Regions from separate parts of the Mus musculus genome. Here region 1 is linked to region 2. A link is a loop called in an ENCODE intact Hi-C map of the cell type or tissue named here. Cell type or tissue: heart. All regions are shown on one strand. Each heading gives the region's core, and the rest is flanking DNA. Links, peaks and the distances in the headings are about the cores only. Region 1 has its middle 100 kb from the start of Dock1. Region 2 holds the start of Adam12 (a disintegrin and metallopeptidase domain 12 (meltrin alpha)).

The links. A loop is a pair of places that touch in the nucleus more often than their neighbours do. Peaks named below come from ENCODE experiments on the same cell type or tissue, not always from the same donor. Only the 100,000 strongest peaks of a DNase experiment are listed, where the experiment ranks them.
Region 1: a loop joins it to region 2, with 4 times the contacts of the local background. A loop is called at or near these places in 2 of 42 quality-filtered maps.

The regions. Positions count from the first base shown.
Region 1 is chr7:134,559,845-134,575,023 of GRCm38, reverse strand. No RefSeq gene overlaps it. Among named protein-coding and RNA genes, the nearest start is that of Dock1, 100 kb to the left of the region's middle. In heart, for the core only: a CTCF peak has its summit at 8,496 (motif pointing right); a DNase peak (open chromatin) is centred at 8,493; H3K27ac peaks cover 255 bases.
Region 2 is chr7:134,217,184-134,232,362 of GRCm38, reverse strand. It overlaps Adam12 (a disintegrin and metallopeptidase domain 12 (meltrin alpha)), which reads left to right and starts at 7,266. Exons shown (of 23, transcript NM_007400.2): 1 at 7,266-7,576. The coding sequence starts at 7,486. In heart, for the core only: a CTCF peak has its summit at 8,402; DNase peaks (open chromatin) are centred at 4,402, 7,152 and 7,692; H3K4me3 peaks cover 2,403 bases; H3K27ac peaks cover 3,094 bases; H3K27me3 peaks cover 1,173 bases.

The DNA of each region.
Region 1 (15,179 bases), core at 4,481-12,480, 340 kb before region 2:
TGATACATACCTGTAGCACAGCACTTGGAAATGAAGGCAGGAGGATCAGGAGTGCAAGATCATCCTTATGCACATAGTGAGTTCAAGGCCAGCCTGGACTACGTGAAGTGCTGTCAAAAAAAAAAAAAAAAGTGACATACAAGAAGATGGCCAGGTGATGATGTTTCTAATAGTCAAGGAATACCAAGGACTGTTAGCAACATGAAAAGTTGGAACCTACTCTTCTAGAAACTTGAGAGAGACAGAGACAGAGAGTTTCTGTTTATAGCTCAATTTCACTCTTCTCAAATCAGAGATGAAGAAAGATGTCAAAGGCTTCAGGAACAGCACTATGCAGCTGGCAGCCTGGGAGGCTGGGGTTGAAGCTGCCTACTTTCACCTTCCTCTCTTCCTGCCTCCCGGCTCCTGATCTGAGCTGCCCAGCGTGGCCCCTTGCCTCCTATGACTACAAGGTGTCTTACAGTTTCCATTGCTGTGAACAGACATTATGAATAAGACAACCTTTTATAAGGACAGCACTTAATTGGGGCTGGCTTACAGGTTCAGGGGTTCAGTCCAATATCATCAAGGCAGGAAGCATGGCAGCATCCAGGCAGGCAAACATGGACCTAGAGGAGCTGAGAGTTCTACATCTTGATCTGAAGGGAACCAGAAGGCTGGCGAAGCTTAGCCCCATAGGGACACACTTCCTCCAACAAGGCCACACCTCCTAATAATGCTACTCCCCGTGGGTCCAACATTACAACATATGATTCTATGGGAGGGGGGGTTGGCTATTTTAAACCACTATGCAAGGCATGTGCGATGTAGCAAGTTCAAATCACGATGCACTCTCCACAGCCTGCACTGGGTTGTAAAGACCTAGTGAGAAAGACCATGAAATAGTTCACTAATTATGTACTTTTAAAATATCGACTACATGTCAATTCAGCAATATTTTAGGAATAGTGGGTTCCATAAAACATATTGTTAACCTTACCTTCACCTATTTCTTTTTACTTTTAAAAATAGGACTATGAGAACATTTTAAATTATACACATAGTGCAGGTTGTGACTTGTATTTCATGTTCTCTCACTGTTGCTTTGTACACAAAGTCAGAGGCAGGCAAAGCGGCTGTGAGTGGCCACTAAGGTGGCTTCCTGGGTCTAAGGCAGGAGTGAAGAAGGAGTGTTAGTTTTTGTTTTTTGTTTTATTTGGGTTTTTTTTTTTTTGAGGGCAGAGAAGAGAGATCTTGTGTAAGACCTACTGTGTGCCAGAGAGATACCTAGAGGGGAATATCCTGTGAGTGAGTAGAGCTTCTGGGGGTGAGAGCTATAGAGTTGGATGCACAGACAGAGTCCCAGCATGTCCAAGAACATGTCCCAGGATAGCTATGAGTTTTCTCGACACAAACTAGTTAATTACCCTGAAATATGATAAGATTTTCTCCAGCATAAGCTGTGTCAAAGATAACGCCACGTTGCCAAGACACTTAGTTTGAAGCATGCCCAGGAGGTAGGTGAATTTTGTAGAGAGACTGGACTGGCAAGAGCAGGGGTCAGTTTTGGTGATGAGAATACTTACAAGGAGCCAGTTTAGTATTGGAAAGAGGATGGCTTTGACTTTGGAAAGGAAGCTAGTCTATGGAAATGGCTGGGCCCATGGAACCGCTGGCACATTTCAATTTCAATTTCAACCACTGGTAGATAATTTTGGAGTTGTCAGCATGTGTTTCTGATCATTGACACTAGTTTTTGGAGAGACAAATGCCAGCCTCACCCCCAGCTATCAGACCAAGTCTCACTATGTAACTTAGGCAGACCCTAAACTCATAATCCCACTTCAGACTCCCCAGTGCCAGACGTATAGGAAGGAGTCACCCTCACATCTTAAAAATACATTTTGAACTGCAAAAACCACCTCACTGTCCAAAGAAATTCTGAGGAGATTACTTATATAACAACTAAATAACAATAAGTATTTATCATTATATAATTACCTGTAATGGTGTCTCACCAATCTTAGCAACGGGAGTGTGAAGGGCTCGTATTTGTACCATGACACACAGTGCTAAATCTGGGAACTGGAAAATTATGGACCCAAAATGTCACAGATGCTAATAGATTGTCTCATTATGTAACAAACCAAATAGCTCACGAGAAAGTACAGTGATAATGATGAAGGCAAAGCCATAAAGATTTCTAATTAAAATGGAATAATAACAGCAGCTGAAGACACAGCCATGCGGGGCCATTCTGACGGTTCAGGAATAACAGATCCTTGCAAATTCCCATGCTTAGCAGCCTAGGAAGTATTGTCAAATGGAGGCTGAGCAAAGTGCTTGGTAGCTCTAAAGCCAGCTTGATTTCTGTTTAAAAACACCTTTCTTGGGAAACTCATTCTTATAAGAAGGGAGGACAGGAACTGCCCGTCATCTGCCTGTTAGGAAAGAAAGAGTGTGAGCTCACTCTCCAATTCTCCTTCCACCTCTTCCTGCTCTCCTTTCTCTGGTCTACAGTCTTCTGTAACCTATACGAGAACAGCATTCATAGATGGCGTGATGATCCTGTTATTTAGCTAGGCGATAACATGAGCGACAGTTCCATAAACACTTAGGTTACTGGGATCCTCAAGACCTTTGGTGCATCGAGTTACACTTGCCATGATACACCACGTGAGAACTGAGATGCTGAGAGCATTGACTCATTTAGAATAACACTAACAGGCCAGTGCATAGCATCTTAACGTAACACGTTAGTCAAAATAAGCTCCATTTTCCAAGAGAAGGTAGCGAGAAGACCAGCATTGCTGAGCCAGTCTGAAAAATCCGCATAGTGTCTGGTTTAGCAGAAAAGCTTGGTTCTCATATCTGCCGCTTCCTGCAGCAGGCTGTAATATTTGGCTGAAGCAAATGGGGCAAGTTTGGCCTCAGTATCTGGGGGAAGGTTTACCACCCCAATATTTGTCACTGGTCTTTGATACTTTGCTAAGAAAGAAGGTACCAGTGTCCCCAAAGTTAGTAACAGTGTGTGATATGAAATGCCAAAGATGCCTTTGTTCTCCCTTCTATTCAAATACATTTTTCTATCTTGGAATCTTTTTACCCATGGAAAATTTCTGTAACACCTTGCACTAGCCAAAGGGAGAACAATCATTTCCTATCAAGATGGCTGACACAAGTGTTGACATGCTTCATTAAAAATTATTGAGTATTTATCTTCAGCACTGATGACATCAGAGGGTATTTCACGCTGAGTGGAAGGAAGGCTGTCCAGCCTGTGGCAACATATACATAATTCCCACAATCCACTTTTCGTCTCAAAGCCTCCACTTTATCTTTGACAACAGATAATCTCAGTTGTTCTCCTCCAACTGGCAGGCTCACCTGGTCCTCTCCTGAGAAAGGGCAAGTCTAAGAATCTAGTGTGCTTTTTAGATACACCAAGAGTGTTCCTTGGGAATGTGACTAGTTTAGGGCACAAGTCAAATAATTACTTAGGATCTTTTATTCCAGACAGCTATGGGATTGCAGTACACAGCATATGTATTTTATGTGTGGTTCCTAATGTTGTCATAAGGGATATTAAAGCACATCATATTAATTTGAAAGGAATCACCAAGAGCAATTTCCCCTTCTTTCTCTGCATGCAGCAGCAGAGAGCAGGATGATCTGGTCAGGTGGACACGTGGCCACTGACTTGCTTGGGAGCCAGAGGGAAACCATGAGGGGGGAGAAGAAGGTGAAGAGGAAGAGGAAGTCACCATGAGTTAGGAGTCAAGAAAACAACCCTGAGGGCTGGCCAACTAGAGTTAAGAGAAGCCCGGATGAAACATAGCAAAAAATAACTCAGGATTGTTGATATGAAATAGATTTTAATAGCATAGAGGATAGACGTCTGCCCAGCTCTAGTGCTGATTAAGGTTTAAGGTCGTGAGTGTCTTTTACCTGGGAACTAAATGGCCAAAGGTGGGGTAGAAACCCTGGATTGGGATTAAAATTTTCTACAACAAAATACTGCTGTTTTTCACCTTCAATACAAACAACAGTGTCCGGAACATTGCAGATAAGTCTTTGGTGGGGCCATGACTGTTGTTTAGTGTTTGGACCTTCAGATTAGAAATTTAGGGGGAGGAGAACTTGATATTGAGCCAAAGCTTTGAGTATCCCCAGCAAGCTCTCTACTCACTGAGCTGTGTTCCCAGTCCAGATCCTGTGGGATGCTCATTATCCAGAGGCTCCAGATGTCTTACTTTCTAACCTTCTGAAGCAATAGTAAAAACTTCTTTCCATAAGTTCAGTGTATATAGACTCACCTTCTCTCTAAGATCTGTTTATAAGCCCACATCAACACTTCTGAGCTAACCTTGTCATCTGCGGAGATGTTTCTCAGTGAGGTCAGCCATTGTGCTTGGATCCAGCCAAAGCTGACAGCTGGTGCTCATCTTTCCTGTTGTGAATGAGGGCCCTTCATGCAGCTTAATTTGTGCCTTATCTTTTGAAGATTTTTTTTCCTAGTTAGTAGTTTTGCTGTTCAGAATGACCCAGAAGAAAACTATGAACTGCTTCACCAGAGAAACCATGTTGATGAGACAAAGCTCTGATCTGGCCTGGCTTGTTACTGTTGGCCGTGTTTCACATTACAAATGAAAAATGCACTAAGAAGTCTTTGAGCAGAAACACATGTAAGGCAAGCTTATGTGCTGATCAGTTGATGAAAATGGATCATTGAAGGCATGCAGGAACCCCACTCTGCCTGACTTGCACTGCTGCCGACTAAGCCGCGTGTTAACAAGTGAAAGCAAGTATCAGGCAAGGTGTCTTTAAATAACCACAGAAAGCAAGCTCATGTGCTGCTCAGTTGAAATGCTATGACCTTGAGCTTGCAGGAACCCGACTTTCTATTTCCCTCCGGGACAGTGATTTAGTCTAGAGTCAGTGTTCAGTGGTTATCGTGAGTAATAAAAACAGGTTCAGTGTTCCTACAGAACATGGCTGTCATGAGTAATAAAAATGGCTATCTAACATAACATGTTTCTTCTTGGCCATCCCTTCATTAGGAAGGATATGCCACCCTGTGCTTCAGTAACAGCATGCCCTCAATCTTAATGTCTGAGAGTGATAATGATTTCTTTACTTTTATATTCTTTAAAAAAACCATTATGTGTGTGTGTGTGTACGTGTGTGTGTGTGTGCGCTAAGTGTGGATCTACGTGTATATAATTGTGAACATATTCTTTTGAGGCAGGGTCTCTCCCTGAAACTGGAGCTCATAGTTTTCTGTTTTGTTTTGTTTTGTTTTATTTGTTAGGCCAAAATCCAGCAAGTTCTAACAACACCCTTGTCTCTGCTCCCAGAGTTAAGATTATAGCTGTGCACAGACCATACTGAGCTTGTTATATGGGAGCTGGGATTTGAACTCAGGTCCTCATGCTTGTGCAGCAAGCGCTCTCAAACTCTGAACCATCAACACTGCACTCAGAATAATTCCTTTCATTTATAGTTCCTTCTTCACATTGGCTGTTACTTCTAGGGCCTTATGCATGCTTCTTTCCCTTTGTGACGTGGGCTGGCTCAGATCCCAGTGTTTAAAGCACAAATGGTCACCCTAGCAGCCAACGTTAAAGTGTTCTTCTGCAGAGCACATTGTTTGAGCTGTTGTTTGGCTGAAGTCCTAGATTCACACTAAATTTCCAGAAGGGAGCTAAGAGCAATCCTACCTGAAGCTGTTAGGCCAACTGCCAGTCATCTAAGTAGGGTGCTCTCTCAGGTATGCTTCAGAGCAAGTAGTAGATTCAGCCTTAGTGATCTGCTCAGACAGGCGAAGTAAGGGAGGTAGGGTCACCTTAGGGATGTGAGCCTGAGCTACACACTGTCAGTTGTTATGGCTAAGATTCAAGTAAAGTTAAAGAGGGTTCAGGAAAGCCTAGATAGTTTGTTCATAACTCTTTTCCCATCGCCGGTAAGAAAAAAGAAATGCAGCTAATTAAACCAGGGCCTACCATCTACTATGAGGCTCATCTTCACTTCAAGATTAAAATGCAAAAAATACTAAAACCCAAATATAGAGGATGCTGGAGAAAGTGCTGAACTTTAATGTAAAATGTAATATAAACCATTCTAATTTGTGTTCATAGCTTGCTCTTAATAATGTTATCATCTCAAAGTATAATTATTATATCTATAAGCAGTCAATTTTGGGCAAACTTGTTGGTATGTTATTATCTCAGTTTTTTATTTTGGTAAAATTCACGTTCATCATTAATTATAAAACCTGTATTAATAAGTCCCATATACTATTCACTCACACACCCCAAGGGTAACACCTCATCTAACTTTAGTACAATGTCACTACAGGGTGCTGACATTGGCATGATGTCCAGAGCTTGTCTGTGGTGTATGTATCTGTGTAGGTCTATGTAACTACCACCCCCACCCAATATACAAAGTGCCGGTACATTTTATGCGACACTACAGTACATGTGACATGTAGGATCTCAGACTTTGAATTGATGACTCATATAAGCCTTGATCGTTGACATCTTAAAATTGATAGTCACAAGCTTGGTTCCCTGGACCACAGGAAGTACTTTGGATCATTTTGAGCAAGTAAGATTGGTGAAAATAGGAATTCTCTGACTGGAAACCCACAAGATATTTGTCAAAAACATGTTTAGAAGTCTGTTAATTTAGATTGAGATCACTGAGTTGGAGGGGAGTGCGAATGGCCCCCATAGGCTCATAGATTTGAACAATTTGGTGTTCAGTTGGTGGAACTGTTTGAGAAGGACTAGAAGGTGTGGCCTAGCTGGAGGAAGTGTGTCCCTTGGGGGTGCATTTAAGGTTTCAAAACCTCACACCAGGTCTAGTGTCTCTCTCTTTGCCTGCTGCCTACATATCAGGATATAAAGCTCTCAGCTACTGCTCTGGTACCACGCCTATCTGCTTCCTACTATGATGATAGTGGACTAATCCTCTGAAACTGTAAGAAAGCCTCCAGTTAAATAATTCCTTTTATAACAGCTGCTTCTGTCAATGGTATCTCTTCATAGCAATAGTACAATAGCCACGACAGAAAGTTTGGAAAAGAAAAAAATAAGGGGCGCATACGATGGCTCATCTTTATCTCTCTTTATTTTGGGGTCTCAGAGGAAAGAGGACATGAGTTTGATAACATGAATGTAATTTTAAAATGACTGTTACCTTCCAGTCTCACCGAGCGACATCAAGGTTGTACAATAGTGTACATTGCAGTTCACTCTCAGTGCAATGCCCATGTAGGGACTGCCTGCTGTCTAAGAGACTCTGCAATGAGCCCTTTCCCATGCTGCTTTGCTTGGTTGGAATACTGACTTCATAAGGTGGGATCCCATTATGGCTTGAATGTGAAATGTGCCTTGTAGGCTGATATGGTTGAAAACTTGGTCCCCTGCTGGCAACAAACTGTGGGAGTATTGTGAAACCTTTGGGAGGCAGAGCCTTGCTGGAAGCTCTGTAGCCTAGGAATACTTCCTATCTAACTGTAGGTACAACGGAGCCAGCTGATCTTCTGCTCTGCTGCCATGCTCCCCTCACCATGATGGACTGGTCCCTTGAACTGTAAGCCACACTTACCCTTCTTCCCTTATGTTGCTTTTTGCTAGCTATTGTTTTACAGCTATGCTCCCATCTTCCTTAGTTATTCTTTCTGTTGTTGTGATAAACACTATGACCAAAAGCAACTTGGAAAGGAAAATATTTATTTCATCTTACAGCTTGTATTTCATCATGCAGGGGTATCTGGAGGCAGATGAAGAAATGCTGCTTACTGGCTTATTCACTCTAACCTGCTCATCCTGCCTCCTTATATATACCAGGGCCTAGGGTTGGCTCCATCCACAATGGACCAGACCCTCTTGAATAATCACTAATTAACAAAATGTCCTCCTGAATGGAGAACCACAATTTTCAGTTGTGGTTCTCTCTTCTCAGATAATTCTCAGATAATTCTAGATAATTGTGTCAAGTTGACAAAACTAAACAGAGTTCAAATATAACCAGGACACTCATAGCTGAGTGAACTTATTGGCAAGCTGTAGACTGACTCTGTGTGACTCTACCCTTGTCATTTGACCATCAAGTGGCTATGCCATGTCCTACCTTAGCTCCCTTTACTCCTAGGTCTATATTCTTTGCCCTGGATAATTTCTTGATTGTGTTTTCTCAGCAGATCAGGGGTGTAAACCATGAAAACGTTGCATGTCCTCTTCCCTCGTCTGCCAGATGTCAATTCTCAGTGTGACACAAGGGAACGGTGTCTGAGCATACCTGACATTTCCACCTGGTGTTACGTCATACGTCAGTTGCTTTGATTTTCATCTCAGAGTCTCTTCTTTAGGACTGGGCACATGTACTTTTGTGGACTTCTGGACTCCCTGGGACATCTAGCTTGGGTGCACTGAGTGTGACTGGAGTGTGCCTTGGTCTTCCCAGGAAGTGAACAGAAGCAGGCATTGCACAGGGCAAATAAATGCAGCTACCACCAGGGGGCACTCTAACCTTTATGTGGTTTGTACCTGGAGGTACAAATGGCCCCATCACCTTCTCCACAGAGGAAGGTAGTTTCTCTGAGATTTACGGTCTCCTTTGGCTCAGACACTGCTTTGTGAGGATAAATCTCTGTGGTTTCTACATGCTATGGAATCCGTATGCGCTCTGCTGGCATATTGCAGTTGAAAAAAAAAATGAGCCTCTTGAAGGCATTCCCCCTTGTATCTTACAGTGATGGATGACTATGGCTGAAGCTGTCTTTTCCCAGAGCACAAATGCATTCCGTTGTTCTCTTTAGAACCCACTGTTCAATTGATTCCGACACTAAAATATAATAAGTGGTGTCAGGGAAAGGTTGGTGGGTGGTTTGGAATTGTGAGCCGAATCCTCTGCCTTCTGGCCCTTGCTGAGTTTAGTTAAATGCAGTGTTCAGGTGCCAGTCAGTAGCTCAGTCAAGTGGAAGGGGAGCCAGGGCTTGGGATTGGGGAGTGAAAGATTGTATTATGTAATGGAAACTACTTTTATCTCTAGCTGCCCAAATGTAACTGGCTTGAAATTCCTCTGACCAAGATTGTGATGTTGGAAAATGCAAGGTGATTTGGGCCTCACAGAAGGGATAGCCCAGCCGAGTCTGGGCCAGTGTGTTTGTAGTTTGTTCAATGATTTTCATATGCTGCCTGGGCAGCATCCTTTGTAATGAATCCCAGAGTGGAGGCAGGGCATGGATGGCTGAAGCTGGACAGTAGTGTGTATCTTGGTTCTGAGACAGGAGAGGCCAGGCTACCAGGCAGTGCTCCATCCCTTATGTGGGTTGACATATGGTGTGTTTGATATTCTCACCAAACTGACTATCAAGGTCCAGCTATCAAAGTGTTGAAGTCCAGCAATCAAAAGCCCCTTTGGTTCACCTAATTAACACATCCAACCAAAAATAAACACCTTATCCTAACATGGGGTTTCCCCTTGTCTCTTTATAAACTGCCATTTTCCTATGTGCCATGTCTGGGTCCTCTATCCAGAGCTAGCCCTTCGTCTCACTCTGGGTCAAGCACCTCATCCCTTTCTTCCTTTCTCCTTTTCTCCCCTCTCCTTTATTCCCTCCCCTTCTCTCTCTTGTTCGATCTCCTGCTTTTGTGCCTTATCCCTGCACTCTGCCTCCTGGGGCGACTAAATATCCTTTTACTGAGAACTTGGATTTGGGGGTCCTGGGCTGATGCTTTTCCTTTCAGAGGACATGGGCATTTAGTTATTTGTGGGCTGGCCAAAACAGACCCAATTTATCCAGTAGATAGATTTTGAAGAGGAAGAGATGCCCCCCTTTTTTTGAGGAAGAGATCTTAACACTGAGAAAAGTAACCATGAATGTTGAGGTTGGCCATGAAAGGCTGGTCCTGATCACCAATGGAGGCAATACAGCTAAATGTTTTTTACTTACAAGAAACAAAACAAAACAAAAACAGTTTACATTTGGAAACTTGTCATCCTGGTCCTTTAATAAGAAATATCTCTATAGCATCTTTGGTTCTTCTCCTGCGCTGACAGAGCCTATGTTCTAGGCAAAGAAGCACAGACCCCACACTACATTAGAGAAGTTGATTCTTCTAGAGGAAGAGTTTCTTCCTTGGTGCAATCGTGTATGTGCACATGCACATGCACACACACACACACACACACACACACACACACACACACCTGTGTACATGCGCATACACACATTCATACTTGTCAATCTACATTTTGCTTTCATAAAATTTTGCTTTTACCTTCTTTAATATGTGACATATATTGTCTCTTCCTCCAGTTAACAGTCATCATCAATTGCCCTACCTCCTATAAACAAAAAGAAACCCAAGAAACCCCATATGCCCATGTGCTCATACTGCCTGCTGGTACCAGGCCACGTTTCAGAAGACCAAAACTAAAACTCAACTGTGCTGGTTGGTTTCTTGTCAACTTTACACAAGTTGGAGTCATCTGGGAAGAGTGACAGTTAAGAAAGTTAAGAACACATGCTCCACTATGTTCATAGCAGCCTTATTTATAATAACCAGAAGCTGGAAAGAACCCAGATGTCCCTCAGCAGAGGAATGGATACAGAAAATGTGGTACATTTACACAATGGAGTACTACTCAGCTATTAAAAACAATGAATTTATGAAATTCCTAGGCAAATGGATGGATCTGGAGGGTATCATCCTGAGTGAGGTAACCCAATTACAAAAGAACTCACATGATGTGTATTCACTGATAAGTGGATATTAGCCCAGAAACTTAGAATATCCAAGATACAATTTGCAAAACACATGAAACTCAAGAAGAACGAATTCCAAAGTGTGGACACTTAGCTCCTTCTTAGAATTGGGAACAAAACACCCATGGAAGGAGTTACAGAGACAAAGTTTGGAGCTGAGACGAAAGGATGGACCATCTAGAGACTGCTGCACCCGGGGATCCATCCCATAATCAGCTTCCAAACACAGACACCATTGCATACACCAGCAAGATTTTGCTGAAAGGACCCTGATATAGCTGTCTCTTGTGAGGCTATGCCGGGGCCTGGCAAACACAGAAGTGGATGCTCACAGTCAGCTATTGGATGGAACAGAGCCCCCAATGGAGGAGCTAGAAAAAGTACCCAAGGAGCTAAAGGGGGTCTGCAACCCTATAGGTGAAACAACAATATGAACTAACCAGTACCCCCAGAGCTCGTGTCTCTAGCTGCATATGTATCAGAAGGTAGCCTAGTTGGCCATCATCGGGAAGAGAGGCCCCTTGGTCTTGCAAACTTTATATGCCCCAGTACAGGGGAACGCCAGGGCCAAGAAGTGGGAGTGGGTGGGTAGGAGAGTGTGGGGGGTATAGGGGACTTTTGGGATAACATTTGAAATATAAATGAAGAAAATACCTAATTAAAAATTGGAAAAAAAAAAAAGAAAGTTAAGAAAGTCTGTTCATTAGGCTGGCCTATAGGCAAGTCTATGAGGACATTTTCTTGAGTAATAATCAATGAAGGAGAGCTTGGTCACTGTGGGCAGGTAGTCCTAGTAGGAATAAAAACGGTAGTAAATGTGAGCCCCAGAAGCAAGCAGCATCCCTTCATAGTCTCTCTGTTTCAGTTCCTGCCTCCAGGTTCCTGGCCTGCCAGAGATCCTGTTTTGGTTCCCCTCAATGATGGATCATGATCCAGATGTATAAGCCAAATGAACCCTTTATTTCCCAAGCTGCGTTGGGTCTTGGTCCTTCTCACAACAATAGAAAGTAAAGAAGGATACCTGTCAGCCAGCTGAACAGTTACAGGGTCTAACCAGCAGCTGTATTCATGAGCTCTTAGGTATCCAAAGCTGATATTGACATCTGTAGCACCTTTTACTCCGGTCCCTACTAATACTCCAGGGCAGCTTCTTGGTAAATTATGTTGTCTATAGAAAGCCACAAGTAGTGGATTATATAAATGGATTAATAGTGATTTATTAAAATCCTACTTTGAGAGGCTCAACCCATAGACAAATGTATTCAAGCCAGATACTCTTAATAGGGGCTCTCTCCATAGAATAGATGGCTTACCTCCCCTTCCCCCCACATACTCCATCCTGCTTCCAGGAGCTTTCTTTACAGCAAATCCAGCAGAGTGGCAGGGACAATATCATCCAGGCACAGTATTGTCAGTGGGAATTATGAAAGTGTGTTTCATGCCCTCAGGAGTCCGCACTGGCTTTAGTGAAGCCCCACTCAGATCTGTGATCTCTTGGTGTGTTGTTTAAGGAATGATTGTCATTCCTTTAAGGGAACTCACAGAGACCTAGATCAAGGTGGTCCTGCATTCATGAAAACCAGTTGGGGTTCCTTGTTGAGGAGGGAGTATATTGAGCATAAAGAGCAGCCCTGGGGAAGCTGGTTCCATGCCTGTGAGTCTCCATTTCAAGATGTTAGCCGCTGAGCTAATTTCTCTGCCGTTCTGATCTTTTGTCAAGAACACCAGGAACACTTCAGACACAGGCAACTTTGATGGACTTTCAAACCTGCATGCCCTTTCTTTAATACTATATTACAACCAACCATCCCGTATAGACATACTTTTCATTTAGGAAGTGTCAACCATAGAAGCCACAGAGGAAAAGAAATCTAAAGGCTGCTGATTGGGAACCTAGAGCTTCAGGCATCCCAACAGTCAGTCCACGACAGGGAAAGATTGACAGGCAAGTCCCTTTGGGTTCCTGGTGGGAAAGATCCATGAATGTCATGCATTTGTGGTCATTTGCTGTCACCATGAGCTTTCAAGAAATTCAAAGAAATAAATGATTGACAAAATTCATCTAAAGGGTTTGTTAAGCTCGAGATATTTCCAAGAGACTTCTCTGTAATTATAACTTCTGTAGTGGTTTAATGTTTATGGTAATGGTACATGGTCCGGAGGTATTTCTGGTCCTAAGCAGGATAAGAATCTGCACCTTGTCTGTACATATATGTAATATGCAGCACAGCCTAATGACACCCACCTCTAAAGCTCTGATGGAGGCATCTGCCAAGAATTCTTATTCTCCTGCTCCACCCACCTGTCTGATGGACACCTAGGACAAGGCACTCCCAAACCTGAATGGGTGTCCTCCCTTGAATCTGTTCTTCCTGTAGGTCCATAGTCCATTCCTACCTTTGACCTCTGCCCTTGTAGAGATAGCTTCTTCCAAACCCTTAGCTCTGTTAGCTTGTAAAGTATTTTATAGCTGCTGAGACACATGCTTTCTCAGACCTCCTCAAGCACCCCAAGCCATTGAGAGGATACTGAACTCAAAGGTAAAGCTAAGTGAAGCCATTTTCAATTTTCTAAACTTGGTCCAGTTTTGTCCAAAAACACTGATAGAGATTGCCATGTGTATGGATGCGGTTCTAGCATGTCAAGGCCTGTGTGTAGCCAAGGAGAAGTTAGGGGTGGATGGAATGCAGGAAGGACTAGCACTGTGGAATCCCTCTTCCTGCTAGGTCTGTTTGTTTTATAAATTGATCACCAATATATTGTCCCGAGGACATGGACACCTTTAAAGGATGCACCTTGTTATTCAGAAGCTGGTGGCATTTCCTATGGGTCCCCTCTGACAGGTGTGAAACTTGTTCAGTATGTAGATTTGAGTGTTTCCTGGCTGCCTTGGTCCTAAAGAGGAGGCTCTCTCAAGAAGCAGCCTGAGAAGTATGTATTTGGAGTTGTTGCCTGTTAAAGTTTGGGCATCTATTGAATATGTATGTATGTATGTATGTATGTATGTATGTATGCATGTATGTATGTGTTCATGGAGGTTGCCTGTGTATGTGTGGGTGCTCATGCAAGCATGTGCCCATGCATAAGGAGGTCAGAAGACAGCTTTCAGTGTAATTCTTCAGGCACCATTCAGATGTACTTTTGGGACAGGGTCTAACTAACCTGAAAATCACAGATTGCTTGGCTAGGCTGGCTGGCCAGTGAGTTCCAGAGATCCACCTGCCTCCATCTCCCCTGCACTGGGGCTATAGATCTGCATTGCCAGCATGTTCTGCTTTTTACGTGGTTGCTGGCACTGAAGTTGTGCCTTTACGTTTGCAAAGCACTTTACCAACTAAGCTGTCTTGGTGCAGAGGACATTTTTTATGGTCTCCAGTCCTCTGATCCTTTGTATGGTGTGAATGACAGAGGAGATAATAGAAAGTCCATAGCACGCAGGAACTTCCAGTCTGTTTGAGACCCTGTGTGCCACTGACTATTAAATGACTTGAGCCTTGAGTCCTTTAAATGGTTCAACACACGTCATCACTTCTCACAAATGCCTTCCACCTCGAGCAAGATTAAATGAGTTATTTAATCTACTTCAAATTCAATTTTGTTTTTCTCATTAAAGAAAGCAGTGGAAGAAAGAGTTGAATTTTAATTCTTACTTTCATTTAGCATAAAGGCCAAGGACAAGAGGGTCACTCTGTACTATTGAACCCTGAGCTACAGTGCAGATCACTAAATGTCTCCATACGCTCCATATGCTCTAAACACACTTCAGTCTGTCAGTGCTACCAAGACTCACGAAGACAGAGATATCAAATCTGGGGCTAAGGGAGATGATGGTTGTCTTAGTTATTTTTCTGCTGCTGTGGTTAAACACAATGTGTACAAGCAACTTGATGAAGAAAGGGTTTATCTGACTTAAACTTCCACCTCCCTGTTCATCATTGAAGGAAGTCAGGACAGAAACTTAAAGCAGGCAGGAGCTTATAGGCAGGAGCTGATACAAAAGCCATGGAGGGATGCTGCTTACTGGCTTGCTCCTTCTTGCTTGCTCAGCCTGTTTTCTTATAGAACCCCAAACCTCCAGTCCAGCGATGGTACCACCTACAGTAGGCTGGCTTTCCCTATCAATCATTATTAAGAAAATATCCAAAGGCCTGCTTACACCCAGGTATTACAGAAGCATGTTACCAGCTAAAGTCTTCTCCTCACAGATGACTATAGTTTGTGTCAAGTTGACATAAAACTGCCCAGCATAATGACCTAAACATGATGATGGCAGCAGCTCAAGATTCTTCAGGACCACATCCTGTGCCAACATCCCCTATGTTTCCCCCTCTACCCTTGAAGTAATTGGGACATTGGAGGATGGAATCTGTGGAAACAGTTGCTGAAGAGATGACTTGAATAGCACTTGCTATTTATATGA
Region 2 (15,179 bases), core at 4,299-12,298:
GCTGTTTGTCCGGGGATGCTGTGTGTGTTTCCTCCTCCGCTTAACGACTCCCTTACCCTGCCCCCTCCTTTGCTAAGATACAAGAGAGTTTTGTGTCACTCTCAAAAAACAGTACTTAAAAGTAGGTCAGAAAAAAAAGGCCATAAAAATAGGTCAACTGCCATAAAACGGAGAAGACGGAAGCAGGGTTCGGTTACATATATATACTTCCTGCTTAGACTCCAGAGGCCTGTTCTGAGACGGGCTAAAGGGCCACCTTGTGGGTCAGGTGACATCAGGTGCCCTAGCTACCGACCCTGGTCACATGCACTTTCTTTCCCAGGGATGGAGATCTACCAGGTAAGACCAAGTGGCTGTAAGACTGACTGGAAGAGGGAGCCTGGCCTGCGGCTTCTGCTGGGGCTGAATAAGCATTGCCTTTCAGACTCCAGACAGGTGAGTAAGGGGCTGGTTTTGCATAGCAAAACCACACTGTTGGATCATGCTGTTGGCATTTCAGCGCAGTGGAACTGGATGTGGGCTCCAGCTCTCACACCCGCCCCCACCTAGGGTGATACACAGCCTCATTCCAGGTGATGGAAAAGCGCCCAAGCAGCTTAAGACGTAGGGATGGCAGTTACTTTAACCGTCTCTTCTTTAATGACACCACTGCTTCCTGCCCACTGTAGATCATTTTTCCATAAGGCACACAACTCTCTCTACATCTCATCCCTATGAGACACAGGATTTTCCTTATGGCAGAGGATTCTGATTTCCCAACACTAGATTTTGTAAAGTTTCTTGGCATCTTACCAGGTGGAAGGGCCTGTCTAATATATGAGGCTATGTCTAATATATGACTTTAAAAAGAAAATCAAATTTGATTTTGTCTCTGAGACTCTGCCATGTGATTCTCTGAGTTATTACCAACACGCATTTCTGGTTTCAAAAATATTCTGACTCAGGCTCTCTTCTAATTTTTCCATTGTTGGCAATATCCTCAAGTAACCACAATCTTATCCATTGTCTGATTACTAGAACAAAACATGGTTTGAGGTTGTTTGGAGCCTGCAGAGAGTTTCATTTTGTTTCAAAAATAATACCAGAAGTAATAGAGTTAGTTAAAAATCAGGGGGGTTAGACTGTAAAACACGCACAGATTGCCACTCTGTGGAAATCAGGTCTAACTTGATTTGCGGTGGTAATGGGCCTTAACTAGAATAATTAGAATGGCTATTGGGACAGTGATTTGGGAGAGATGAAATATTGTCCACTTATCTTCTTGGACCTCGGCAATAGATATACTTCCAGAGAACCACCCCTGTTGAATTTGGATCAGAAAATTATAGAGAAGAACGTTTGTAAAGATCCATGAAGAAACATGGAGGTACAGTGACTCACATAAGCATGCAACTAGAAACTGATGTCCTTCTCTGTGTCAGCTCTTGGTGAGGCATGGTCCTATCATAGAGTGGTCCAGACAGGTGCTGACACATGCAGTCATGATGACCGTGGTTAGTGGGGCAGCCTCAGATGAGCAGTGCTACACAGGACAGCAGACAGTAAAAGGAGGTCTTCATCAGCTCAGAGCATAGAAAGACATTACAGAGAAGCTGGTGTTGCCTAGAGCCTGGGAGGGTAGCCTTGGAAGGGCATATGGGAAACCATAGCATGGTAGATGTTTTAAAGATGTGAGTGAGCTCGTGGAATTAAAGGCTGTGGTAGGGTGGGAAGAAGCCAGCCAGGCTGTTTGCTAATCTCAGAGAATGTATGTGCTCTATGAGAGAGATCTGAGCTAATTCTGAAGGCAGCAAGGACCCTGAAACTTTGCCAGCTCTTCATTGGCATTGTAAATGGCAGGGCCATGGCAAAGGGTCCTGCTACATCTGCACTTGGTGGAGATGTTTATTCATTTCAAGATCCCAGACTGGAATGTTAGAGGAAGAACAGCTAGCCAATAGAACCTCTGAATGTCTTGTCTTGTCTTGTCTGTCTGTCTGTCTGTCTGTCTGTCTCTCTATGTGTCTGTCTCTCTGTGTGTCTATCTGTCTGTCTGAGGCAAGATACTGTCTGTTTGAGGCACTGTAGCCCAGAACTTGTTTCAAACTTTTAAAAATCTCCTTTATCTCAGTCTCCTGAATGCTAGTATTATGGGCAAAACACACTGAGTGTCTGGGTGTCTTGTCTGCCTGAGTTCATGTAGGGGTTAATGGAAGGAAGGAAGGAAGCAGCCCCAGATAAGCATGTTCAGCAGGGTACAGAATGGAGAGAAACCAGAAGCTCAGACCTGGGATTCAGGAAGGAAGCTAAAATACCTTTTGTGAAGCCCCGGCCGTGTGTGTGTGTGTGTGTGTGTGTGTGTGTGTGTGTGTGCCTCAAGCAAAGCCAGGCAGGGGACAGTCTGAGAGCTATCCAGAGAAACAGTGTCCCCAGTTGCTTTCAACTTCCAAGTGGAACTAGGCTACAACTCTACAAACTCTACAGAGGAGTTAGTGGTCTCCACTTCAGAGACCCCAGCACATAATGCAAAAGTCCCAGGTCTCCATTGCCCTTCCACAGACACTTCTAGGATCTCTGGGGCCATATTTGGCCTTCTTGGTTGAGAGAAATCAGGACTCTGGAACAGGCCCAGAGGACAGCAACAAACCTGATTGAGCTTAAGAACAGGACTCAAGAGGCATGCTAAAGAAATTGGGGGTGATCTGCTTAAAATAGGAAGGGTGGAGTAGGAACTGAATCCAGTCAGGGGATAGAGGCCTGTGTCCGGTTATTTTCTAGTTTCAAGGGCAGAAAATGAGAAGCAATCCTTCTAACTTGCCACCAGATAGATCAGGTAGGGAAGGAATTTCATGTATGAAGCTTGGCCTTCCATGCAGTTACTGTAAAGGCGAGCCCACTTCTTCCCCTGCAAGGAAATCGTCTAGAGACCCCCAACTTATTCCCAAAATACTTTCAAGTTTTCCTTAGCCCAAATAGGCTCCAGCTCTTCTGGCCTTCAGGAGCCTGTGGAACTTGAGGAACATAGGGACCTGTATTCAATGTTCAAGAACAAGGCAGCTGCTCTTGGAGGAGACACAGAAGTCCTGGGAGCTAGAAACCAATACAGACATGGGTATTTGCTTCCGTAAATGTGTGCTTGTTATTGTGGTATAATACCCCTTCTTCCTGAAAAAGAAAAAAAAATGATGCAAAACAAAACTGATTATCTCAGGGGCTTTATGTGTGTCAGGAATTTGGAGATAGCTTAGCTGAGGCTAGACTTTGGGTCTTTCCTAAGGTTGGGGTTAAATACCATCTGGAGCTACTGTCGCTTGAAAGCTTGACAGAGACTGGAACAGCCACTTTTGGGATGCCTCCTTCATACCACCCACCCTCCGATCCTCGCTCCTGACCTCAGTCCTTTTCCAGGATGATGCTTGAGCACCCTCACAAAGATGGGACAGGACTCCCTCAGGCTGAGTGACTTGAATTAAAAAGGACCCAGGACTCACACACTTCAGCAGAGCAGGCTGTCACAGCCAAAGGGCTCTTCCGCTCACCATGAAATAAGGAACTGAGTATCACTGAACCCTCTGATCCTTCTTGTGAGTTTACCTCTTTGTGTAGAAATCCTATTTGTTTTCTACTTACTCCCCGGGCCAGCCCCTGCCATGGGAGTTTCAAGGCTTTCTCAGCAAATGACATTCCCTCCAGCTGAAGACTCTACCTGGGGCAGTCCAATAGGAAGGTCACACACACATACAGATAGGGTACCCTTTCCTTCTGTCTACTTTGACTCAGCATCCATGAGTGCCCCTCCACCCTCATTTTCCTTAAGTATTGAATCTGTATGGTAGTTGACTCTGGAAGATTGGAGGAGACTGGGGTGGTGGTGGTGGTGAGAGTTGGGGGGGGGGGGCAGGATTCTATGGAGGTGAAGCCCTGGGTTCTAGGAAGGAGAAACTCTTAAAGCAAGAAACAGGAAAATGGATGGCATTTACTACCGGCTGCGAGGGAGCAGGAATTTCAGTCTAAGAGATGGAATTAACAAGATTTCCAAGAATCTCCATCGTGGGGCCATTGTGTTTGTTTACTTTTGCAGCAAGCCCTGGGAACTGTGCAGGGAGAGAGAAAAGCTGTTTTGTGAGCTGTCTCAAGTTCCATCAATAGGTCAAGCTGCCCACACTGGAGAGGCTGCCTGTAAAATCTCACCCGAGGAAAATTTGCCTCCGTGTTTCCTCTGCTCGTACTCAATGGGAATAGAGCTAAACGCAAGCTTGGGTAAGACATAAGTGCCCCCTGTTCATTGTGAATGCCCAGGCTGTTAGTCAAAAATAGCACACAGGAAACAGTGCTGCAAAGGTCAATTCTTCCAGAAAGGAAGGGACAAGCAGCCATCTATCTGAAATTTTAATGAGCAGATCCTGGCCTCTGACCTCACACCATTACCTAACAATCCAGTATTGAATGCCAGCCATGCCGGCTTCCATTTCCTGTGAACGAGGAGGCAGAATTCCCATCCAAAGGCAGACCATCTGCCGGACGCCAGCTTTGCTTTCTGCCTAGCTGGCTGCGGCTGATGTACGTGAAGTTTTTATGGATGGAGTGGCAGCCAGGCCTGAGCTTCACAGCCACAGTGAATCGGAAAGCTGGGAAGACGACAGGGCTCATGGCTAGAATTGTCTTTCTTCTTCTGCAATGGCTGTTGGGTTTCATTCAGTCAGACACCAAAGATAGTCTTGGGGCACATTTGGCCTTTTTGAAGACAGCTTTGCAATTTCTACGCTTAAAGAAAATAAGTTTATTATTATTTTTTTTTACAGTAAAGAGCAACAGCTGAGTAATAAACATGGAAAAGAAATGGAAAAGAAATATTAAGAGAGTGTACAAAGTTCCCCAGCACACGCGAATAAACCATTTCTGTATCCGTGGTTAGGGCTAACAGCTGTGTCCATCCTAAAGCTATTCTGTCCTGGCGGCCTCAAAGGAAATCTTTCCCAAGTCTTTTGCTTTGCATCCCTCATACATCTCAGCAGTCTTGGAATTAACTAAGCTCAGAACTCTCTAAGCCTATCCCTCTGGACCTCTCTCAGCAGAGCCAGGATGCAAAATCCCCATCATCTTTGCTGAGCACCCTGGGGGAGGGAGCAGGTGGGTGGGAAGACCCTTCACCAAGGCCTCAGTGTTCAGTTCTTCCTAAGAGACTTAGCAGACTCTAAGAGGGAAGGTTGCATTTCAGGGTCAAAGACACACTGCTCCTAAGGCAGGTCTGAGGCTGGACTCTTCACTGTGTGGGTGTAAGAAAGCCACTTGGCTCCTCTGTGTGCTGTTTTGTTTGTTTGTTTGTTTGTTTGTTTGTTTTGTCTGCACATTAAAGTGAAGTGATGTTGGTGACCCTTTATCACAGATCACATGAAATCCATATGTCTGGATTGTTCTCTAAGACTGAAAAGCCTGCCAGTTGTGGGTGGTGGCACACACAGTTAGCCTTAGCATTTGGAAAGCAGAAGTAGGCACATTCCGGTGAGTTCGAGGCCAGTGTAGTCTACATAGTGAGTTCTAGAACAGCTGTGGGGCTATATAGAGAGGCCCTGACCAGAACAGAAAAACAACAATAACAACAATAACAATAACAAAGAGCCTTTGAAGGTGAGAGACATTTCTTTACAGCTTCATTTCCCAAGTCCCTAATGTAACATTGCTAATTCTGATTGCGTAAATACCAGGACACACAAGGGTGGCTATGGATGACTGGGCTGATTTCAAAGGATGCCTGCTCTGACTTGAATATGAGGCCTCTCACTTTTAAGGTCCTATGTCATTTTTGAAGTGAGAGACTACTGCAGACCACTGCTGGTGAGAGGCAGCTGGAGAGTAAGGCTACTTTCCAGCGAGGTGGTCAGGAACACAGCCTTCCCCAACCCGACTCTCCTCATACTGTAGATCTGACCCAGAACAGGGGAAGCTGTAGGACCAGAACAGAATCTCTGTGGTTGGCCCGACCCCCAGCTGCAGTGTAATCAACTAAGGCTTTGAAAACTGCCAGGCCCAAGATGGGTTCTGGTTCACTGGCCAGGATGGGTGTGGCATCCCCTTGAGCCCTTACAAGTTCTAAGAAGTTCCCATGTTAGGGACCACAGTGGCCATTATTCTCCAGATGTCTGTCTGTCTGTCTGTCTGTCTGTCTGTCTGTCTGTCGCCTGCTGCTTCTCACTTGGTTCTCAGGAACACAAAGAGTCCGATTAGGAATATGTCAGGCCAATGAGAAGGCGGGGAAGGGTACAACTATAACCCTGAGGTGAGGCCTTCCATCCCTTTACTGGGGCTAGCCTAGCTGTGTTCCCGAAGAACAGCTCACTCTGAAGATGTAGGAGGCTGCCTGGCAATTGGCATTTTCTCTCCCCGTCAGGCTTTGCCCACTATCTTGGTTTTTTGTTGAGGCAGAATCTCACTTGGTAGCTCAGGTTGAACCAGACAGGGTGTAGCCCCTTGTTGGCCTCAAACTTGCAGTAACCCTCTTGTCTCAGCCCACCAAATGTTAGGATGAAGGGCATGCATCACCAAGTCCGGCTGCAATTTGCATCTCTAACCAGCCAAGCCAGGTGCCCCTTAAGATCAGTGAAGTTTGGAACGTATCTGGACCTTTTCCTGGGTCTAGATAACTGAAAGGAAACTTTGGCCAATCTATCAGCATCAAAACCAGAGCACCACAGCGAAAACGCTGTGCCCGAGTGCCTGCTACTGTAAATTCAATCTTATTTCTGAGGTGTGAGGTACTGGTTTGGCGGTTTGGAACGTCCAGCCACAGGCTGCCTGGCTGTGCACCATATACCAGACCTGTTCCTCGCGTCCCGCCGGTTCCCAGCTAGCCAGCAGCTAGCAGCCCAGTCATCCTTTCCAGCCTCAGTCTGGAAAGCTGGACCCCGGCGCCGCGTGTGCTCTTGGCTGCCGGCGCCCCGGGCCCCGCGGCCACATCATCCTGAGGCTGGGAAGTGTGCGTTCTCGCGCCTTTGCGCCACACAGCTGGTCTACGCGGCGGCTCGCACAAGGGGTCTGAGGGTATCCTGCATCCAGCCACCCCCGGGAGTGGATAGGACCCAGGCTGTCGGGGACCCCGGAGCGGTCTCTAGGACCCGCGGGACGCCGCAGGAAGGCGGGGTGCGGGGGAGACGCTAATTTGTTCCGTGGTAATGAGAACGGCGACTGCTGGCCGCGGATCCATTGCACAGGCCCGCCCTCAGATCGCTGGTCCCCGGCGCCAACTCGGACAGGCTGCTCATTTATTGCAACGGTCAAGGGCGGCTCGTGCCAGAGTAGCGCGCGCGCGCACGCACACACACGGGGAGGGGAGAAAGTTTTTTTTTGAAAAAATGAAAGGCTAGACTCGCTGCTCAGCGACCCGGGCGCTGCGCGAGGGGGTCGCGGCAGACTCAGGGCAGTAGGACTTCCCCCAGCTCGGCGCCCGCGTGGGATGCTGCAGCGCTGGCCGCGGGGCCCCCGAAGCAGCTGCACGCCAGGCCGGCGACAATGGCAGAGCGCCCGGCGCGGCGCGCGCCCCCCGCCCGCGCCCTCCTGCTGGCCCTGGCTGGGGCCCTGCTGGCGCCCCGTGCAGCCCGAGGTAAGTCACCCGCACAGGCGGCTGCCTGCGCGTCCTCTCCCCGCCACCTCGCTACAAGTCAGGGTCTCCGCGAGTGCCACAGCCACAGGGAGAGCAAACGCACCCAGGGCGCATCTGAGGACCCCCCTGGCTCGCGCTCCCAGAGCCTTGACACTGGTCCCCCGCCAGGTGCTCACTCCGGGGGTTGGGTTGGGGTGGCACGGGAGAAGAAGACGCTTTGCTTGGGGGCCTTGAGGCAGCTAATGTCTGAATGAAATGTCTTGGAGTGACATTTGCTCCTAAGGCTCACAGTGTCTTGACAGTTACACGTGTCTCCTGGGAGGGTGTGCGTGGGGTCGTTTTCCTGATCCAGTGGGGTAGTGAGTTCCTTCACCCAGCTTCGGAGTCAACTCCCCACGAGGTTTCCTTTCCACCCCCGCTCTGACACAGCTGGGGGATGCAGAGGACGCCCCCCGCGGCCTCCCATCACAGGTGTACCTGCAGCGCTCTTTACTTTTTTTTGTTTCAATTGACTTCGTGGCCCTTAGCGATTTCTGGCTTCACTCGCTAATTGTCAGTAAGGATCAAACTTTAACAGAACTCATTCCCCTTTCTTGCTCATCCTTGGTAAGTAAGGGCTTACACCAAGACCTCGTGTAGCGCGAGTACCCACTCCAGAGTTAAACAAAAGTGCATACATTAAAGGAGTTTTTATAGACTTGTATTTTCCTGAGTTGAATCTTCTTAAAGCCCGGGCACCTGTGGATCCTGTTTGTATAATGAGAACTCACAGCAGGTGCCTTTTTAAAATTCGGGAGCTTCCCTAGTCACCCTTGCTGCCGGCCCCTTTTGCCGCTAGGGGCGCTGTTCACCAATGAATGATTCACCTTGGCCTCCAACTCTTATTTCTGTGATTCTAGGTATCAGGCATTTAGCTAGCCCCCCATCATCAACTGTTTCCAACACGAAACATTTCATTTCTCAACTGTCACTGTTATCCTCGACCCCCAGCCTGTCTACCATAATGTAACCAAATTCTAGCTCCCATAAATACCTACACAGCAATAAAGACCAACTTGGCGAATTGGTGATTAAATTAAACAATTGTACATATCAACCATCAGCGAAAAGGGCAACAACGCTGACGACTATTTAGAAAACTCTGGGACCTGCAGGTGAAAACCGCAGTCAAAGGTGTTTTTGAGAGGGTTTGGTACAAACGGTTTCCTTTGAAGGTTGAACAGCAAATGTACTTAGAAACATGTAAACTCAGTTTCAAAGTATGTCTGAATTGGCCTTGAACTTGGCATGTGCTCCACACACACAAACAGAAGTCCAAGCACAGCTGATATTTTTTAGAGGCAAATGTTTATTAAATAAAGCTAATAGTGGGGAGTTATTTCATCGGGAGGGAGGCTGCAGCCTCGGCAGACAGAGCCTTGCCTCAGGATGGGGCAGACATCTTCAGCCCAGCAGTAGGGCCAACACACTTGCAATGGTTTAAGGACTGTGGTTTAATATTCCAAGTTCATGGTGTGTTTACACTTAAGAGTCTCAGAATCAACTCTCAGTCCGTTCCCCAAGTCCTGTCGTTGAGGATGTTTGAAAATGCAAACACATGAAGCATTTATTCATGTTGGCAGACGAAAGGAATCATTACTTGTCGAGGGCTGAGCATATCCTGAGTTTGACCGTAGCCTCGTTCATTACCCCGAGCTCCAGCGCAGCTAAGCACAAACACATCCAAAACAGAGTCCCGGATCCCAACTACCGCACTCACAGCAGTCTTCCCTGCTGCAGGGATGATGTCTGATGCTTCCTCCGGATGCCTCATGCTGACACTTCATCCCTGAGGCTCCCGTGTATTCCCATCTCCCTAGCTCCTTCTGCTTTAGTGCATATTCCCATCCAGGCTGCCATCCACACATCCCTCTGCAGAAGTTCACTTGTGTCCCGGGAGCTCTTGAGCTGTACACTTGATGTTCCTCTCATCTTCCCATGGGTGTTCTTTCTAACACTGTAGCCAGTGTTGTTACAGTCCATCCTCAGTCAGACCCTGGGAGTTGCCTTTCTCAGAACTCTCCGGTTACTTTTGTGTTCATGTATGTGTGTGAGAGTTTATGGGTGTGGGGATGCATGTAGAGGACAGGTGACAATCAACCTCCAGTGTCATTTCTTAGCTACCATCCTCCTTTTATGAGCAATGTCTATCACTGGTTGGAATGTATCAAGTAGGTGTGACTGGCTGGCTGGTAAGCCCTAGGGATCTTACCTACCAATCTCTCCTGCCTTGTAGCCATGGGATTGCGAGTGTGTACCACCAAACCTGACTTTTTGCATGAGTCCTGGGAATTGAACTCAGGTCCTCATGGTTCCACAGTGAGCAATTTCTAGATTGAGCTATCTCTCTGACCCCTCAAACTGGTTCTTCTATAGGAATATGATTCACCGATTGCTTCAAGGCTGTCTTTAATCAAGGGCCTGGAAAGTTTTCTCACATCCTTAATTCTTTTTTAAGCAAATACCTTTTTCTTCCTTCTTTTGTTTTTGTGTTTTTGCAATGTACACATTACAGAAACTTCTGAGGTCTCTATCTGGGTGATACACATTTTGAAAAGTATCTTATATGCATGGGTATTTTGCTTGCGTGTGTGTCTATCCTACAAGCCTGAATGCCTGTGTAGGCCAGAAGAGGGAACAAGCTCTTCTGAAACTAGATTCTCCAGATGGTTGTGAGTAGTCCTTTAGGTGCTGGATACTGAACCTGAATCTACTGAAAGAGCAGTGAGTGAGTACTCTTAACCCCTGAGCTATCTCTCCAGCCCAAGATGGATAACTTGTGAATGTATGAAGTCTGCTTTTAGTTGCAATTAACAGGAGACACAAGTGTGGCAGGGTTTTTCTTGTCATTGTCTTTGTTTTGTTTTTGTTTTTTCGACATGGAAAGCCACTATGAAGTGAACTATGTAGGAATGATTTCACAGGCGTTGCAGGCCAGTGATATAGTCTGGAACACTGCACATCCTCTGTACATCCCAGTCAGAACACGGTACATACTCAGCATCGGCCATTCTTAGACGCTAATGTCCACTCTTTCCTTGTGGCCTTGTTGTCTCATGCTGGCTGCTGCAACCCTTATTCTCATACCTGCATTCTAGGCAGAAAGAGCAGAAAAGGCAAAGGCTGAAGCATCTACAATTCCCTCTTTTTTATTTCAAGAAAATAATATTTTTATAAGCCTTTTAGCAGGCTAACAGATCTCATTGGCAGCTTATGACCTAGGACCTGGTTAGCGGTACAGGACTCTGGGTGGGAAGATATGTAGCTGTCCACACAGGCATCTTAAAAACAAAGGCTAGAGCTCAACAGGAAAGCTTGTGTCTACTTACTGTATCCTTCATACACACACACACACACACACACACACAGAGTGTATTTACATGTATAAAATCATTGCCACACTTGACATAATATAAACATTTTATCCCTTCCATTGTCATTTGGCTCTATTTGGCTTCTATTCCTTCCCTGTGGAAACATTGTTTTAAAGAAATGAGACTAAGTAACCTAAGGAAACTGAGCACAGTTCTTTCTCGTAGAGGTGATGGTCTCCTTCCCTGGCCCTTTGCCCCTCCCTTCCTCCTTCCACCTCCTTCTGTCCTTCCCGTCCTCCTTCTCCCTTTTTGTCCCTCCATTCCTCCTTCCTTTCTGTTTGCTTCCTCTCCCTCTCTCCTCCTCGCTCCTCTCTCTTTCACACTTACATATTCACTCTCTCTCTCACACACACACACACTTCTGAGTGTATGGATATGATAGGGCATATACGGTGTGCATATACCTATATATGCATGTATGGCCAGCATTCTAGTCTCTCTCCTTACATGTGTTCCCCATCCCATCTTTGATTGCTAGTTTGGTAGAAGTCATGTGCCCTTTGTTTTCAATAAGGAATTCCCTCATTGTCTCCATGCCCGTTACAGCCAGGGAACCTGAGAAATCAACAGTGTGTTCATTGTTCATCTTTTAAGTATATTTTCTTTCTGAACGTTACTATCTTCTCTTTGTAATGGTAACCGTCACAGTTTATGTAAATGCCTATTAGTGGTGGTCTTCTCAGTGATCACACTGGGAACTCAGTGTAACTGTCAGATCGGAATTTCATGTGAAATTTTTACTTTCTCACACTGTTTCTTCAGCTGTTTCTTCTTCCCTGTCATTTTCCATCTCTACATTTTAATCTGTTTGGGGTGGGGGAGAGCATTTTCCTATGCTTCTAGCCCCTCTATTCCATTTAAAGATGTCTCCTGCCCTTACATAATTGCCTTCTTTCCATTGCAGTGGCCATGTCTACTTGTCATGGAGAGAAGGGCCATGCCTACTTGTCATGGAGAGAAGGGCCATGTCTACTTGTCATGGAGAGAAGGGCCATGCCTACTTGTCACGGAGAGAAGGTTTCCGTCAGCTCTGGATACATTGGTGCTTCCTAGGCACTCTTTGTTCACCTCAGGGCCACTGTGAAATCTGAGACTCATTGGCCCCTTTAGTAGAATCTCTGACTTTGTTCAAACATCCTATTTCTGGTTCACTGTTGCCATTCAATACTGGGACACTGAGCTATGTGCATCCACAGATGGGTCTATCAATAGGTGAAGTAGGTGACATTTTATTGGAATATCTTCGTATATCATTGGTTCTAACATATGTATTGTTTTCCATTGGGTTCGTCAGGTTTTTCGGTTTTTTTGTTTTGTTTTGTTTTTTGTTGTTTTTTTTGTTTGTTTGTTTTGTTTTTTACTTTTCCAAAAATGAATCCTCCTATCTCCTGCTGAAGATTTTAGCCCGGCTCTGGGGTCTGAGAGCCCTGGCTGCTCAACAGAACAGGGGTAAAGAGGAGATCATGCCCTCATGTCCTTGTTTCTACTGACTGTTTCTGTTTTCAGTTCAGGACTTTTTGACCTTTCCTCTGTATGATCTGGCCTGGGTGGGACTGGGGGCGTTCTTGAGCACAGCAATTCTGTGCTGCAGTGCCTCCTGCATGCATTCTGTGTCCTGGAATTGGGGAGGCAGGCAACCACCATGCCAGCTTTGCAAGAAACTTGGAGCTTCGAATTTTAAATTCTCATTTTCCAAAACCATGGTACCTGGCACTCTTCTCCAGGGAGCTGGCACTCCTGTGCCTTCGTGCCTGCTCTCTGTCTCTCTGTCTCCCCCTTCCCCCTCCCTTTTTCTCTCTCTCTCCCTCTCCCTCTCCCTCTCCCTCTCCCTCTCCCTCTCCCTCTCCCTCTCCCTCTCCCTCTCCCTCTCCCTCTCCCTCTCCCTCTCTCTCTCCCTCTCCCTCCCTCCCTCCCTCTCTTCTCTCTCTGGAGTGGTGCTGGGGCTGTCTAGTTATTCCTTTTCTATTGCTGTGATAAAACACCATGACCAAGGCAACATATAGAAGAAATAGCTTATTGGGGCTTATAGTTCCAGAAGATTAGAATCTATGATGATGGAGCAAAGGCACTAGCATGGTGGCAGGACCAGGAAGCTGGGGGCTTACATCTTGAACTACAAGCATGAAGCAGAGGCAGCAAACGAGAAACAATGGGTGCCTTTAAACTCTTAAATACTACCCCCAGTTACATACATCCCCCAGCAAGGCCACACCTCCTTAGCCAACACAACAGCTCCACCAACTGGGGGACCCAATGCCCAAGACTATGGGGATGTTTTTCATTCAACTCAGTGAAGAACAAGAGCCAGGATGGCACACCCTTACCCCTGAGTTGTGCCCACAGCTTGGCCGTCTCTTCTTACTATTGTTATTCTCTGTTTCTTATGGTTATCGTTGTTGTTGTTGTTAGAAAAACCAGTGTTTTATTTTGTTTTCAAGAGGAGGCATGGGGAAGCACCTGTGACTCTGCCATGCCAACTGGAAGCCAGCCACGCCTTTCTCACAACAATTGACATTTTCTTCCTCCCACTGTCATTTGGCTCCTTCTCTTCCTTCCTTGTGGAAACAAACATTAAAGTCATTTTAAAATGTTTTAAAACTTTGTTTTCAAAAATCTATGAAAACTCAAAGTGAAACGTATACCTAATTAGACAAATGTTGCAGCTGTGGGAATTGCACACACAAAAATATTTTCAAGGACGGAAGCTCCATCATTTAAAGAAGCTAAGTAGATTTCTTCCTGCCCTAAATGGTGCTGTAATGAGCTCATTACAGTTGAAAAAAAAATTTTTTTTTTGTATCAGAGTGTATTCTAGGAGCCTTTTAAAGCTCTGTTGTTCCTGCTGTGTCTCTGATTCCCAAAGATAGTTCTGAGAAGCATTTCTGAATATGTGTTTGGAGGCACATGGGCAACCCCACAACCCTCAGCCTGCATCCTATATAGCAGGATTAAACAACTCTGGATATCAGGCCTGAGAAGTGAGGTAGACCCAATCTAAATAAAGTTGTAGGGAGCTTCTTTCTGTGTTCCATGAAGCTGTTTCATTACATATATGCGGCTAGTAGTTTACCAAACCCAGAGCTTTTGTATTGGCATGTAGATACCAGGAAACACTGAGTATACTGTAGCCAGACACCAAGATCTCATGCAGTGCTGGGGAGAGTATCCTGCAGCCTGTCCTATTCCTGCTTCTTCCCACAGCAGAGGATACCAGGGCTATCTCATGAGGGAAAGTAGGCCATAGCCCAGCCTGGTAAGCATCCTGTAGTCTGTGTACTCTGTCTTTGGTACATAATACAATGCTCATGGCAGTTGGAGATCCATCTGATTTTAGACAGAATTGATAATGCAGGTTGGATACACTGCTTTCCAATTCAAATGTGTACTCAAGTCTTGTGATTTTTGGACAGACTGCTGTTTCAACCTTCCTACTTTCTGCAAGTCATTTTTCATCCTGTTTCCTTGGACTTTACCTAATGCTCAATATGCCTTGCCTTCAATTGACAGATGAGGAGGAGAAGCTGAATAATTCAGCCTCATTTTGATATATATATATATATATATATATATATATATATATATATATATATATATATATAATCCTTTAAGCTTTTATGTCATTCCAAGGCTATACATTAAGAGTTCAACTTCCTGGCAACCGTTTTAAAGTTTGGGCAGCCTCCTTGGGTCCCTGGACCTTCTGCCTGCTCCTGCTGATGCTTTGGCCTCCAAAGCCCTTTATATACTCCCCCCCCCCCCCGCCCCAGTGGATGCTGGTATCCATGGCCATGCCTCCTTGCACAGAGTATGGTAAGCACCATTCTGCATTTGAACCCAAAATTTTCCTATGTCATTTGACATTTAAGCCAGAAGAAGATTTCAGCAGTGTGTGTGTGTGTGTGTGTGTGTGTGTGTGTGTGTATGTTTTAGAGAGGAACAGTCTGTGTTCACTTGACCTGGGATGTGATCTGAGAACCTGATTTTACTTGTTTGGCTTGGTTTGAATCCTTAATATCCAGGTAATAGTCTTGGAGTTTGCATTAGGGTTTTGAACCTGTCTCATATCTATATCTATATCTATATCTATATCTATATCTATATCTATATCTATATCTATATCTATATCTATCCATCCATCCATCCATCTATCTATCATCTATTGATCTATCTATACACACGTATGCATACAC